Regions from separate parts of the Homo sapiens genome. Here region 1 is linked to region 2. Evidence: chromatin contacts called from ENCODE Hi-C data. All regions are on one chromosome and are shown on one strand. Each heading gives the region's core, a stretch centred on a gene start or an enhancer-like site at or near the end of the contact. The rest is flanking DNA. Distances are from core to core; before and after follow the strand shown.

Region 1 (6,545 bases), core at 4,013-6,512, 110 kb after region 2:
CAAAACAATCACAATAGCAATACCAAAGATCACTGATAACAGATCATCATAATAGATATAATAATGAAAAAGTTAAAAATATTGCAATAACTACCAAAATGTGACATACAGACATGAAGTAAGATGTTGGAAAAATGGTGTCAACAGACTTGCTTGACACGGGGTTGCCATAAACACTTTCTTTCTTTTTTTTTTTTTTTTTTTGAGACAGAGTCTTGCTCTGTCACCCAGGCTGGAGTGCAATGGTGCGATCTCAGCTCACCGCAACCTCTGCCTCCCGGGTTCAAGCTATTCTCATGCCTCAGCCTCCTGAGTGGCTGGGATTACAGGCATGCACGACCATGCCCAGCTAATTTTTGTGGGTTTTTAGTAGAGACAGGGTTTCGCCACGTTAGCCAGGCTGGTCTTGAACTCCTGAGCTCAGGCAATCCACCCGCCTCGGCCTCCCAAAGTGCTAGGATTACAGGCGTGAGCCACTGTGCCTGGCCTGCCATAAACATTTAATTTGTTAAAAAAACACAGTCTGTGAAGTACAATGAAGCACAACACAATAAAACAAGGTATGCCTTATTTAAGGCATTTTTTAACTCCATTCGATATTTGGAAATTATATCATTAATATAGCATGTAGTGAAATAAGAAATTAAAATAATATCTTAGGCCTTAAGCTTTTTATCCTTAAGAGCATGAAGCTGGATTAGATGATGTCTAAGTCCCTCTCTTCTGACATTCTTTGACAATAATTGTATAGCTCAAATCAAAAGATCATGTCTACTGTATCTAAGTAGTAAATATACTATTGGTCTAATTACTAACTGGATCTAATTCGAATTAAGTAAGAACTTCAGTTTTAAAGGAAGTTTACTATATCTAGACTAGTGACTTCTCTATTTTGGGGAATATATGTTTTTCGAACTGTAAATATTATTGCCTATAAAGACAATTAATTATTGTATCCATGCATTTTATTTGCCCACTCACACAAAAATGTATTTGAGATATGCATTCATATTTAACAATAAAGTCTGGACATGTGCCAGTTATAAATATAACATATATCTGGTAAGAAAATAATTCTGTAATTTTCTTTCAAGTCTATTAATTACATACAAGCCCTTACTTTCCTTATATCTAATATTTTAGTGCTACTCAGTTATAGACTTGCCCAAATTCTACTGCCTACCACCATTTATTAATTAAGTAGTTGGACCTATTTTTATAGTCTTCCAATAAATTTTCAAAAGAGATCATCTAAATTTTGAATTCTCCTTTTTTGGACAATATTAAGTAATAACTTGAAATACATTCTGTTTTACATAAGCAACAATTACATGGTAGGTCAAGGAAACGGGCATATCCTACATAAATAAAAAGAAGAATACACAGCAGAAAAAGTTTATTCTTTATTCAGAGTAAGCACTCTAGTGTATATTTACATCTACTATTACATTCTTCACATCTGGGCTATATTACCTTAATAATATAATTAGCTTAAACATAAAATAATCTTATACATTTTACAAATAATATCTAGATATCATTTTTTAAAAGCAGGTTTTCTATGTAGAAAGATAATAAAACTATACTTGGGTCTCCAAACTCTCAGGAATATTCACTTTAAATGTAACGTGTTGTGTAATTGAGTTTGTTCTTTTTTTAAATTTAAGTGAACCTACTGGCAATGGAAGCAGCAAGTGGCTTTCAAAATGGACACAGAAGAAATATCAGTGGATATTAAATTAACATCTGTACAGTACTTTACCATTTATAGAGTGCTTTAATATGTACTGTTATTTAATTGTTTCAACAATCTGTGAGGTCTGAGGTTTTTACCCAGGACTTGGGCAAGCAGGGAGGAAGAGGCTGTCAGCTACCAAGATACTCAGTTCCTCCATATGTATGTCTTGCTTCATTTTATAGCATTTACAGTCTGTAAGGAACCAATGCTATTCATAACTAAACTACAGTGATTAGTACGTGGGCCCAGGGGGCATTTACTCTGAGATATCATTTGAGGTTTTCATACCTTTTTTTTGAATGCTAATAAATCGACTGCCAAAAAAGTGAGTACCAAGGTCTACATCAGACAAGAAAATATCATTATGCTAGCTGCTTGTTATCAAAGATCAATTTAACAAATATTATTGAATCATTACAAAGTATATATAGGTGAAGACCTAAAACATATTGTTTATCAACTGAACAAATAAACAGGGGACTTAATCATCTACTACTACTTGTAAAGCTGTCTTTGGTGAACTTGCTTCAAAACAGTTGTTGAAAAAATTTAAGTGTCAGGGGAATACTCTAAAATTATTTTCAACAGGATAACTGTAAGTGTCTAATGGGAGAATCTGTCAGATAACCTGAAAAAATGTCCCAATATAAATTAAACTGAAAGTCTAAAGATATTATATAAGAAACTACTAAAATCTTAAATAATGTTCACTATTTTACTCTTCATAGTAAAAAGAACCAGTTATGGAGCCAGAAGGTAATGATCTTACAATAAAAAGTAGCAAAACTGAACCAAATCAAACCCTTACCTCCAAATACCAGGGCTTTTAAGTAAGGTAACTGTACTTTTTTATCGTCCAAACAAAACCCACTTCTGAGACTAAAAAAGAGTGCAATTAATATTAGGCATAAACTGGGAATGTGCCAAGCAAACCAGAATGTATGGTCTCCTGCTTAATAAGACACATGTCCCAGGCCATCCTGTTCTAAGATCACAAAAACAGAAAAAAAACAGGAAGCACGAGGCAGCTCAAAGCACAGAAATAAACAAGAAAAAAATAAAAACTTTCACAAAGTAAGTTTTCCTCAATTTTACAAATCAATTTGCATTAATAATATTTTAAGCAAGGGTAAAAGGGAGGAGGGGCTGATGTGCTAAAATAAGGAGGACTGGCTGAAATAAATTTAGGAAGCAGTCAGATCCCAGATCCCCTCCCCCACCCCAGCAAAACACTGGAAGTTTATTTTCTTAAGAACATAAAACAGTGGTTCTCTGCACAGGGGACCCTGGGCACAGCTGATAAGAACATATACTATGCTGAAAACAAGAGCTCAGGTGAATGCATATACACGGATGCTGAATGCAGTGATACCCCCGACCCCAATCATTCTTCCCCTGCTTGGTTCCCAGAATGATGGCAGCCAGGCCTTCATTCTCAAGGCAAGAGACAGGAAGTCTTCTCTGAGGAATCTGACCATCCTAAGAAGGAAGACTTAAAGCTATTGAGTAGAAGATTCCTCAACCAAACAGCACAGCCAGCTGACTCTATTGTGGAACTCACTGTTGATAAGCCCCACTCCTATGCTCATAGCCTCCAATCAGCCTTTTTGTCCCTTACTATTAAATATAAACACACAAACAAAAATGTCCAGATATCTAATGAAAGACTCTAATATAAAAGAGACTAAAAGAAATATATAATAAACAGATAAAAGCAGCTTAAAGAGAAGTAATTTTTTTCTTTTTCTTTTTAATATACCAAGTGGTCAGAGAAGTAAAATTTTAAAATATATCTATAAGTATCTTTCTCATGGAGATAAGATATATTACAACTATGTAACAAGAACAGGATACTATAAAAGAACATGCAGAGAAAGTTTTTGAAATAATAAATTCAGAGGGTTTTTAAAAGATAAATCTGAGAAAGTCTGCACAGAAAGTAGAGCAAAACATAAAAGTGGAGACTAATAGGAGAGAAAAGATAAGTCTGAAACATAATATCCAAGTCATGGGAGTTCCAAAAAATAAAGGGGAAAAGTCATCAATAAAAGAATTTAAGAAAAATTTTAGAACCAAAGAACAGGAAGAATTCAAAGAAAGAATGAGCAAAAATGCATGAAAAGAAACCCATGCCAAGGCAGATTATTAGGAAATTTCAGAATCCCAGGATAAAGGGAAGAACCTGAAAGTTTTCAGGGTAAAGCAGGTCTGCAAGGATAGGAACTGAATGGAATCAGTTTTACCAACAGCAACACTGGAAATGGGAAAGTGAAGTAAAATGGAGGCAAAGTACAATTCTATAGAAAAATTATTTCCAACCAGAATTCTTTACTCAAATTACTAATCAAGTATGAGGGAAACATAAAGACATTTTCAGATATGCAAAGTCTAAAACATTTACCACTCATGCAAGCTTTCTCAGGAAACTATCAGGGAGTTAACACCACAAAAATGAGGGAATGGACCAAGAAAGAGCAAGAAATGGAATACAGGAGACAGGAAATCCAACATGGTGAGAGGTGAAGGGAGAACCTAGGAAGGAAGCCATAAAACCGGATGTCAAAAACAACCAGTTCAGACCGGACGCTTAAGAAGATAAAATGGATAGAACACCTAAAGTGTCTGAAGGTCTTGACAGAATTAGACGATTGGTGAAAAAGTAAACAAAAGAAACAAGACAGCTAACTCTGAAAATATTCTTAAAAAGTAGAGAAAAACAAAAATAGGAACAGGAAAAGTGATCACAGTTTACCATGTGGCTCCTGCTGTGAAAAGCATTTACATAATCATAATAATGTAAATACTAATATGGATGTATTAGTATTCACAAGAAAAAAACAACAAAAAAACAAGAAAAAAATTCTTATTGCGAGATCTAAGGTATAAAAATGATACAGTGGGGACAACGGAAGAAAAAAGGTAAAATCTTCACCTCCTGTTGGGGGGCATCTATAGAAAATGACAAAAACTAAAAAAAAAAAAAATCAGGAAGTGCAAGATAGCCATGCTATTTTGAAAATAGGGTTAATCAACTAAAAGCTGAAGAGGTCAAAGTGCAGAAGAAGGCATGGGGGACCCCAGGGAGAAGGAGACTTGCTTGCTGTTTTTTTTGCCATAACTGTGTAGAATTGTTGGCCTCTAGATAATAAGTGTGCACAAAACTTTGTTAAACTATCTGATTAAAATACAAAAGGAAAATAAAAAAAAAGGGGACTTAGTGAAAGAAATCTCAAAAACATTTTAATTTAAGTGCCAAATTGCTCAGACCTCAGCCGGTATCAAACTGTTTTTCCCATAACTAAAGCTACACCACTGTGTATATCACTTGAATATGATTATCAACCCTCCTCCATACTCTTCCAGTATGAAGACAGACAGGGAATTTTCCAAATCTTACCTCAAGCAGAGCTGCTGCTGGATCACCCTGTAGACTTTTTCCCAGTTTGTCAACCTCATCTAATAGGAACACTGGGTTGTTCACTCCCACAGTCTTCAAGCCGTTGATGATGCGACCAGGCATGCTGCCAACATAGGTGCGCCTAGAGAAAGCAAGTAGCACATTCACAGTGTGAGATGTCAGGAGGCAGGAGCGACGCCATTCAGAAATCAAAACTTAGGAATGTGAAAAGATCATTTAGCTATCACTATAATATAGCAAAGAGGTACTATGTATTTAAAAGGCACTATGATAAATCAAAAGTTATTATATTCAATTCTAATCTTATCTTCTACTTAATTCTGGCTACAAGTTGCCCATGATATTGGAAGAACTGTATCACATTTTGCCATTTGGTGAAATGAAGAAACACGACACTTAAGTCACCAGTTACGGTTCTTACTCTTCAAGATTCCAAAATGTCCAAAGTACCCTATGAATTCCCATGCTTTCCATGATTTTTCTGAGCATCCCCCTACCCAACGCAACCACCTTTATGCACACTGAAATGGCTGCCCCTGGGCCAGCTAAAACATCATCATCTTCATGAAGGAAATTAAAATCAGTTCAAACAGCCACTCAGAATGCAGACCAAAAACAACAACAAAAAAGAAAAACTCCAATCTCTTTTATTTTCAGAGGAAATAATCTATTAATTATAGTATAAGGATCTGGGGTCAACAGTATTTATATCAGAATTCCATTATTCTGTCCTTTTGAACAAAACTGTATTCATCCCATATGCACTAATTGGCAATAACCACGTTCAGCCAGCCAGGTATTTTGTTGAACGTTAAAATGTGAGAGCCTGCTTTATTGTATTTGGACAAGAATCACCCACATAATTATGACAGATGTAGAGTGTGGCATGAAATAAAAACACATAAGTTTATCAAACCAAAAAAGGTGTCTTTTTTACAAAGCCAGCAAAACTTAAAGCAGCAATTTACTAATTTTAATTATAACCCTGCTGTCTATGTTGTGCAAAGCAAATGCTGTCTCTGAAAAGGCATAAAAGCCTGACTGCCGAGAAGAAAATGATCAATGACAAGTGGAACAGCCACAGTTACCTCATGATCTGCACAAAGCCGATTCACAGAGCAGGCCTGATTTCTGCCACATGACTGGTATAAAGTAGGACAGAATAAACAGAGTGAACTTTGAAAAGGCAAGCAAGCCTTAAAAATATCATGGGAATGCCTTTCATCCGGGAAAGGTGACTAAGGCACAGGGAAGCAAAGGCAATAAACATTGTCCTGTTAATATAAGGAATTAGCACATTCAAGATTTCAGAATCAGATACAGGAAAGACGAGACTCAGAATTTATAAATTCTTTCCAATTATTTTTCTAGAGAACTTACAGATTTGCC
Region 2 (6,122 bases), core at 3,098-5,597:
AACAAATACTTAAATTTTTTAAAAAGGCTAAGGCCGCGCATGGTAGTTCACGCCTATAATCCCAGCACTTGGGGAGGCCGAGATGGGCAGATGGCTTGAGCTCAGGAGTTTGAGACCAGCCTGGGCAACATGGTGAAACCCTGTCTCCACCAAAAATACAAAAAAATTAGCTGGGCACAGTGGCACGCACCTGTGTTTCCAGCTACTCAGGAGGCTGAGGTGGGAGGATTGCTTGAGCCTGGGAGGCAGAGGTTGCAGTGACCAAGATCTCACCAGTGCACTCCAACCTGGGTGACAGAGTAAGACTCCGTCTTGGAAAAAAAAAAAAAAAAGAAAAAAGAAAAAGGCTAAATTCTGACAAGTGTAAAGAAAAGATTTGGATCCATGGAAATGAGCATCTGTGGGTTGGGCATGAGGCAGGGGTTGTACCTAATGCACTGGACAGTTATCACTGCATTCCAATGAACTCAAGAACAACAATTACTTAAACTAATTGTCAGTATCACCTACTTCCACCAGCTACATAAAAACCTCAATGATTTTCTAATTTTTTTTTTTGATACAAGGATCTTGCTCTGTTGCCCAGGCTGGAGTGCAGTGGTGTGATCTCTGCTCACTGCAACCTCCACCTCCTGGGTTCAAGTGATTGTCCTGCCTCAGCCTCCCGAGTAGCTGAGATTACAGGCATCCACCACCACACCTGGCTAATTTTTGTAGTTTTAGTAGAGACGAAGTTTCACCATGTTGGCCAGGCTGGTCTCCAAATCCTGACCTCAGGTGATCTGCAGGCATTGGCCTCCTAAAGTGCTGGGATTACAGGCGTGAGCCACCGTGCCCGGCTCTAACTTCTTGAAAAATGTGATGCCTAGCATGTAACCTTTTTCCTAAAGAAACTTGATTATATTGAAGGAAAACTACAGTTATGGGCGAACTCATTTCCCAACCACTTGGGCTTTTGGGAACTTCCTTCAGCTACTTCCTGTTTCATTCTTGGATGCTCATGTTGTGTCTCTAACTTCTCCACCATGTCCAGGAAAATTTGTTTGGGATACTGTTTAACACATTCACCAACCTCAGACAGTGACTGGCAACAGGTGTGTCTGATAAAGAAAACATTGTTTCTGCTCTGCTGTAGGCATGTCTGACAAGTTGGGGACCTGCTTTCCTTTGCAAAGCTTATAGGAGTCTATTTGGGAGGGAGGAACCGCCTTCCAGTTTCCAGGCTGAAAAAGATTCTGTTTCGCTACCAGCAGAGCCAGGCTTGGAAGGGAATGCTAATATGTTTCCAGACCTATCCACCTAAGCTGAATGACAAATGGGTATCAGTGGTTTAATGTAAGAGGAGATAGCTATAGTTTCCTGGGCAAGAGACATCTGTGATTGCCTGGAAACAAACACAGCCCATCGGTGATTCAATAGATGGGTTTGGTCTTGTGAACTGGTCTATTGTAAAATAACTATATTGACATGAAGACACTTGGAAATCATCTGTTCAGTCTTAACTAGTTTAGCCAACTTTGACAGCATTATCTGAGAGGCTGAGGCACAAGAATCGCTTGAACCCAGGAGATGGAGGTTGCAGTGAGCCGAGATTACAAAATAAATAAATAAATAAATATCAATTTAATATAAATTCATAGCAAAACCCCCAAATAAAGATACTCTCATCAGTGCCTGTTTTATTTATTCATTTATTTTTATGTTTTTAGAGATGGAGTGTCCCTCTGTCACCCAGATGGGAGTGCAGGGGCACAATCATAGCTCACTATGGCCTCAAATTCCCAGGTTCAAGCAATCCTCTCATTTTGGCCTCCTGATTAGATGAGATTACAGGCGCACACCACCCTGCCGGGCTAATTTTTAAACTTTTTATAGGGACGGGGTCTTGCTATGTTCTTAGGTTGGTCTGGAACTTCTGGGCCTCAAGCGATCCTCTTGCCTTGGCCTCCCAAAGTGCTGGGATTACAGGTGTGAGCCACCGTGCCTGGCCAGTGCCTGTTTTATTCATAAGAGGAAAGTAATTTACATCACTGGTACCTTAACTACGGGCCAGATGCAGGACCAGAGCGTTATGTTCCATTGCAATAGATGGAATTACCATTTGATGTGATTTGAGGGGACCAGGAAGGCTCCCTATCCAGATGTGGCCTGAAAATATTTGTCACCGTTACTGAAATCCCATCAATTGGAGGATTATTTGGATAGGCTTTACAGTTTACAAAATGCTTTTCTATGGATAAACTGTCAAGGAAGCAGAGTCAACTCCCTGTTCAGAAAAGGTGCTTAGTTACCCCCACAGTGGAGCTATTTTCTTTCAAATGGAAGGTACATTTTTTTGAGAGGGGGAGTAAATTAAATTTATAATGGTGATGTTTATGTCCCACCCATAGCTACCACCCAGAATTAACCAAATCAGATTGAGCCCCGCCCAAATCTAGGTAGGAATTCTCAGAGATGGAATTAACCCGATTAAATTTGTTTTGTATAAAAGGGAAGTGGGGAAAGTAAGAAGTAACTTGGACTCTTCTAGAGGAGAGCAGGCACAAACTAAGCCAAGAAAAGCACGTTTGAGAATTCCAGAGGCAGAAGTTGCTTCTGGGTGCCTGACGTCAACGATCCAGCACTTCAAGACTGGTGTGCGGCATCCTCAGGGGACACTGTGTCCTGGGCACCCCTGCAGTTTAAGAGAATCCACTAGTTTATAAGGTAAGTCCTCGACTGTCAGCAGTGGGCCAGAGACAGACTGTTATTTTCAGATGGACAAATGCTGTTGGGTAGAGGAAGGGATGCGGGATAAGGAGGACAAAATCTGACTTTGGCAAAGCCGGGTGTTTAGAACTTTAATCGCCACGTTGGCAAGTTCTCTCTTAGTCCGTATCCATTTCACTGCTTGCAGAGCGGCCCAGGGGTTCTGGGGGCGAGAAACACATCTCACCCCAGAGCTGCTCCTCGCCCAGGACAGAACTCCTCTGCCCTTCACGACCAGGTCAAGGCCACATGGCTATGCCAAGCACATAGTCTGTAAAAATGGAAAATTTACCTCTAAACTGAAGTGAACCGAACTCTATTGACCTTCCCGTGTACTGAGGAGCTATAACTTCTCCCCAAAAATGTGAAAGTAAAATTGCAGTTTAAATCATGTAATTAGGAATACTGTAAACTAGTGTTTTGCACATATAAACTTTATCATACACTGGGAATTTGTACATACGTGCCCGGTATGGGATTTTTCTATTTTTATTTTTATTTTTTTGAGACAGAGTCTCGCTCTGTTGTCCAGGCTGGAGTGCAATGGCCTGATCTCTGCCTCACTGCAACCTCTGCCTCCCGGGTTCAAGCGATTCTCCTGCCTCAGCCTCCGAGTAGCTGGGACTACAGGCGTGCACCACCACGCCCGGCTAATTTTTGTATTTTTAGTAGAGATAGGGTTTCACCATGTTGGCCAGGCTACTCTCGAACTCCTGACCTCAGGTAATCCATCGGCCTCGGCCTCCCTAAGTGCTGGGATTACAGGCGTGAGCCACCGCGTCCGGACGGAATACCATTTTAATAGATCTTACATGGAATTCCAGTTAGGGCTTGTAAATGTCTCAGATGCTTGCTTCTGCTCATAGCACCCATCAAAGAATTGCAAGTGATGTTTTCCTTTTATTATTTCAAGAAGTGGAATGCAGAGTCCCTAATTAGGGACTTTCCAGATGAGCATGGACACAGGAAAACGCGTGCTTCCCCATTACCCACTTTTCAGCTGAAACAAGCTTTTGAAGCTCGTCCCGCTGTTGCTGAGGAGCGGCTCAACCTCGGGAGAGGCTGGGACTCTCTTTAGGGGTGGGGTCCCGGTCGGCGGGCAGGGCAGCCGCTTTTTCTTTGGGACTGAGTGGAGTTGGGAAGGATCCGTGGAGGCGCTGGGCTAAATCAGCAGACAAAACAAGGGGGAGGGCACAAGGCCGCGGCGGCGGCCAGCCTGGGGCTCGCATCCCGCTGGGCGACCCCTCCGGCCGGAGCCGGGGGGGTCACGCGGCCCCGGAACAAAGCGCCGCGGGAGGAGCTGCCCTGAGCCGACGGGCAAGCGCTAGCTTCTCGCGGGCCAGAGCGCCACGTGCCAGGATCCGTTGAATGCGCGGTGCACGGGCGCAGCAACGGTAGCCGAGTAGCCCCCGCACCTACTGCCGCCTTTGGAGACCCGCACAGCTACGCCCGCGGAGGCCGCCGCCGGCCGCGCCAACGCCTGTGCGCCTGCGCGCCCGCGAAAGCCCCGCCCCCCCAGGCTCCCAGCGCGCGGGGCCGCGCCTCCTCATGGCCGCCGCCGCAGTGTGTGGTATTTAGCGGGGGCGCGCGGCGGGCTCGAGGACGCGCGAAACGGCGGCGGCGGCGGCGGCCAGGGGGGAGCCGGGGCGGCCGTTGCGGGGCGCGCTCTCGAGAGGCGGCGGCGGCCCAGGGTGTCCCGTCGGTCTCGGCGCCGGGAAGAGGCGGTGGCGCTGCCCGCGGTGGCGGGGGTTGGCGACGGAGCGCGTTGGTGCCAGGACCGGGGTCCGAGGCGCGCTCTCCGCCCACAGGTAAGTGGGGCCCGGCCTGAGGGAGGAGCCGGCGGCGAGGGGCTCTCCGACAGGCGGGCGCCCAGGCCCGGTAATGGCGGAGGGCGGGAAGGGCGGCCCGGCCGGGGCGCGGGCAGTAGTCGGCGCGGCGGCGCCTTTGTCTCGGCCGGAGTCGGGCCGCCCGGTCGAGCGCCGCCCCCCGCCCCTCCCCTGCCTTCAGCCTTCGCAAGCCGGCTCGCCCCCGCCCCTGGAGCCCCGGGCCCGGCGGGGTGGCGGCGGGGGTCGGCCCCGCGCGGCCGGGCCGAGGGCGGGGGAAGGGCCTCGGCGGCGGCCCGGCCCCCGCGCGCCCGGGAGGCGGGCCCGGCCGGGGGTGGCGCCCGGCGCGCCCCGCGCCCTCGTGCCGGCCTTTGTTGTGGAGGGTCCCGGGGTGTGCGGCCAACATGGCGGAGGTCAGCTGAGTGCGGGCAGCTGCCGGGGCCCTGCCCTCCCTCCCCCTCCTCCCCGCGGCGCCCGGAGGCCCGGGCCGCACCGCGCCGCTCGGCGGGCCTCGGCCTCCGCTCTCTGCCCCCGACCCCCGGCTGGAGCCGTCCGGGACGGGGCTGCGCTCTTCCTGCCGCTTCGGCCGGAGGCTTCATTGTGCAGTGGGAAGAATGCAGCCTCCTCCCTTGTTTATGTCGTTAGAGAGGAGAGCGCGTGAACGGCGTGCCGGGGAAGCTCTAGCTTATTATAAACCTGGCATTTCCTAGGGTTCATTTGCCGGGTAGTTTGGGGTCCTTTCTTAACTCTCCCAAATTTATAACTTAAAGTGAATAACCTGGGCCACTCCGATGCGTAGGTTCGTTTTCGCTGTCTGCCCGTTCCTGGAAAGATACATAATTTGTTTGCTCGGACATTCAGAAAAGTCCAGCTTGGGTGTTCGGAAAATCAGATTGTGTGTACTTCTTTTGCCAAAGTCATAGAGGCCATAAACAAACAGAGAGACATGGATACTGGATATGGGACGGTGTTCTGACTGTCCCTTCCTAGCAGTTGAGCATTTACCTTTGCTTATAGCGGCTGTCAAGGGTAAATTGTTAACTCTTCAGCAGTTGGATGTTGAGAGCACGGGCTGTGAAGTCCGACTGTCTGCTTTGGGTCAAATCCTGCTCCACTGGTTTGTGACCTTGGGCAGATACTTCTCTGTGCTTCGCTTTCCTTATCTGCAAAATGGGTGTAACGACAGTATCTACCTCAAGCCCTGTTGAGAATTGATGAGATGACAATAGGTGGACTGAAAGCAGTGGCAGCCCCATACTAAGTTCTCAACAAATGCTTACTGTTAAGACTGTAGTTTAATAGCTAAACTTACGAGGTTTTCTTGGCATGATGTGTTGGTATGATGAAAGTGCATAGACCAGAATTTGTGAAATCAGGTCACAGATCTTTAGTGCTGGGTTTTTTCTTTCAATGCATTTTGTTGTTAAAAAGGACAAGGAGATTTGTATGATAAATTAACAGACTTTCTGAGATGGTGGCATTTTGGAAATTGCTGTGGCCGGGGATTTGAATGGCTATATCTTTGTGATTAAAAAAAATCAAATTGATTAA

What was found. A loop is a pair of places that touch in the nucleus more often than their neighbours do. Pooled maps may share reads with other maps.
Region 1: a map of dorsolateral prefrontal cortex shows a loop between it and region 2 (2.6-fold over the local background). The contact joins the enhancer-like site here to the promoter of SIAH1 in region 2. A Hi-C loop is called at or near these places in 2 of 168 maps with a recorded cell type or tissue (both dorsolateral prefrontal cortex) and 4 of 50 pooled maps.

Annotation. Positions count from the first base shown.
Region 1 is chr16:48,276,070-48,282,614 of GRCh38, reverse strand. LONP2 (lon peptidase 2, peroxisomal) reads right to left here. Exons shown (of 15, transcript NM_031490.5): 8 at 5,136-5,277. Among named protein-coding and RNA genes, the nearest start is that of ABCC11, 32 kb to the right of the region's middle. Within about 2 kb of position 5,262, at least 6 of the 41 ENCODE cell types and tissues checked have a DNase peak (open chromatin) inside an H3K27ac peak, as active enhancers do; they include dorsolateral prefrontal cortex, where a contact is called at or near this core.
Region 2 is chr16:48,383,638-48,389,759 of GRCh38, reverse strand. It overlaps SIAH1 (siah E3 ubiquitin protein ligase 1), which reads left to right and starts at 4,347. Exons shown (of 2, transcript NM_003031.4): 1 at 4,347-4,556. RefSeq lists silencers at 3,919-4,738, 4,839-4,908, 4,999-5,268.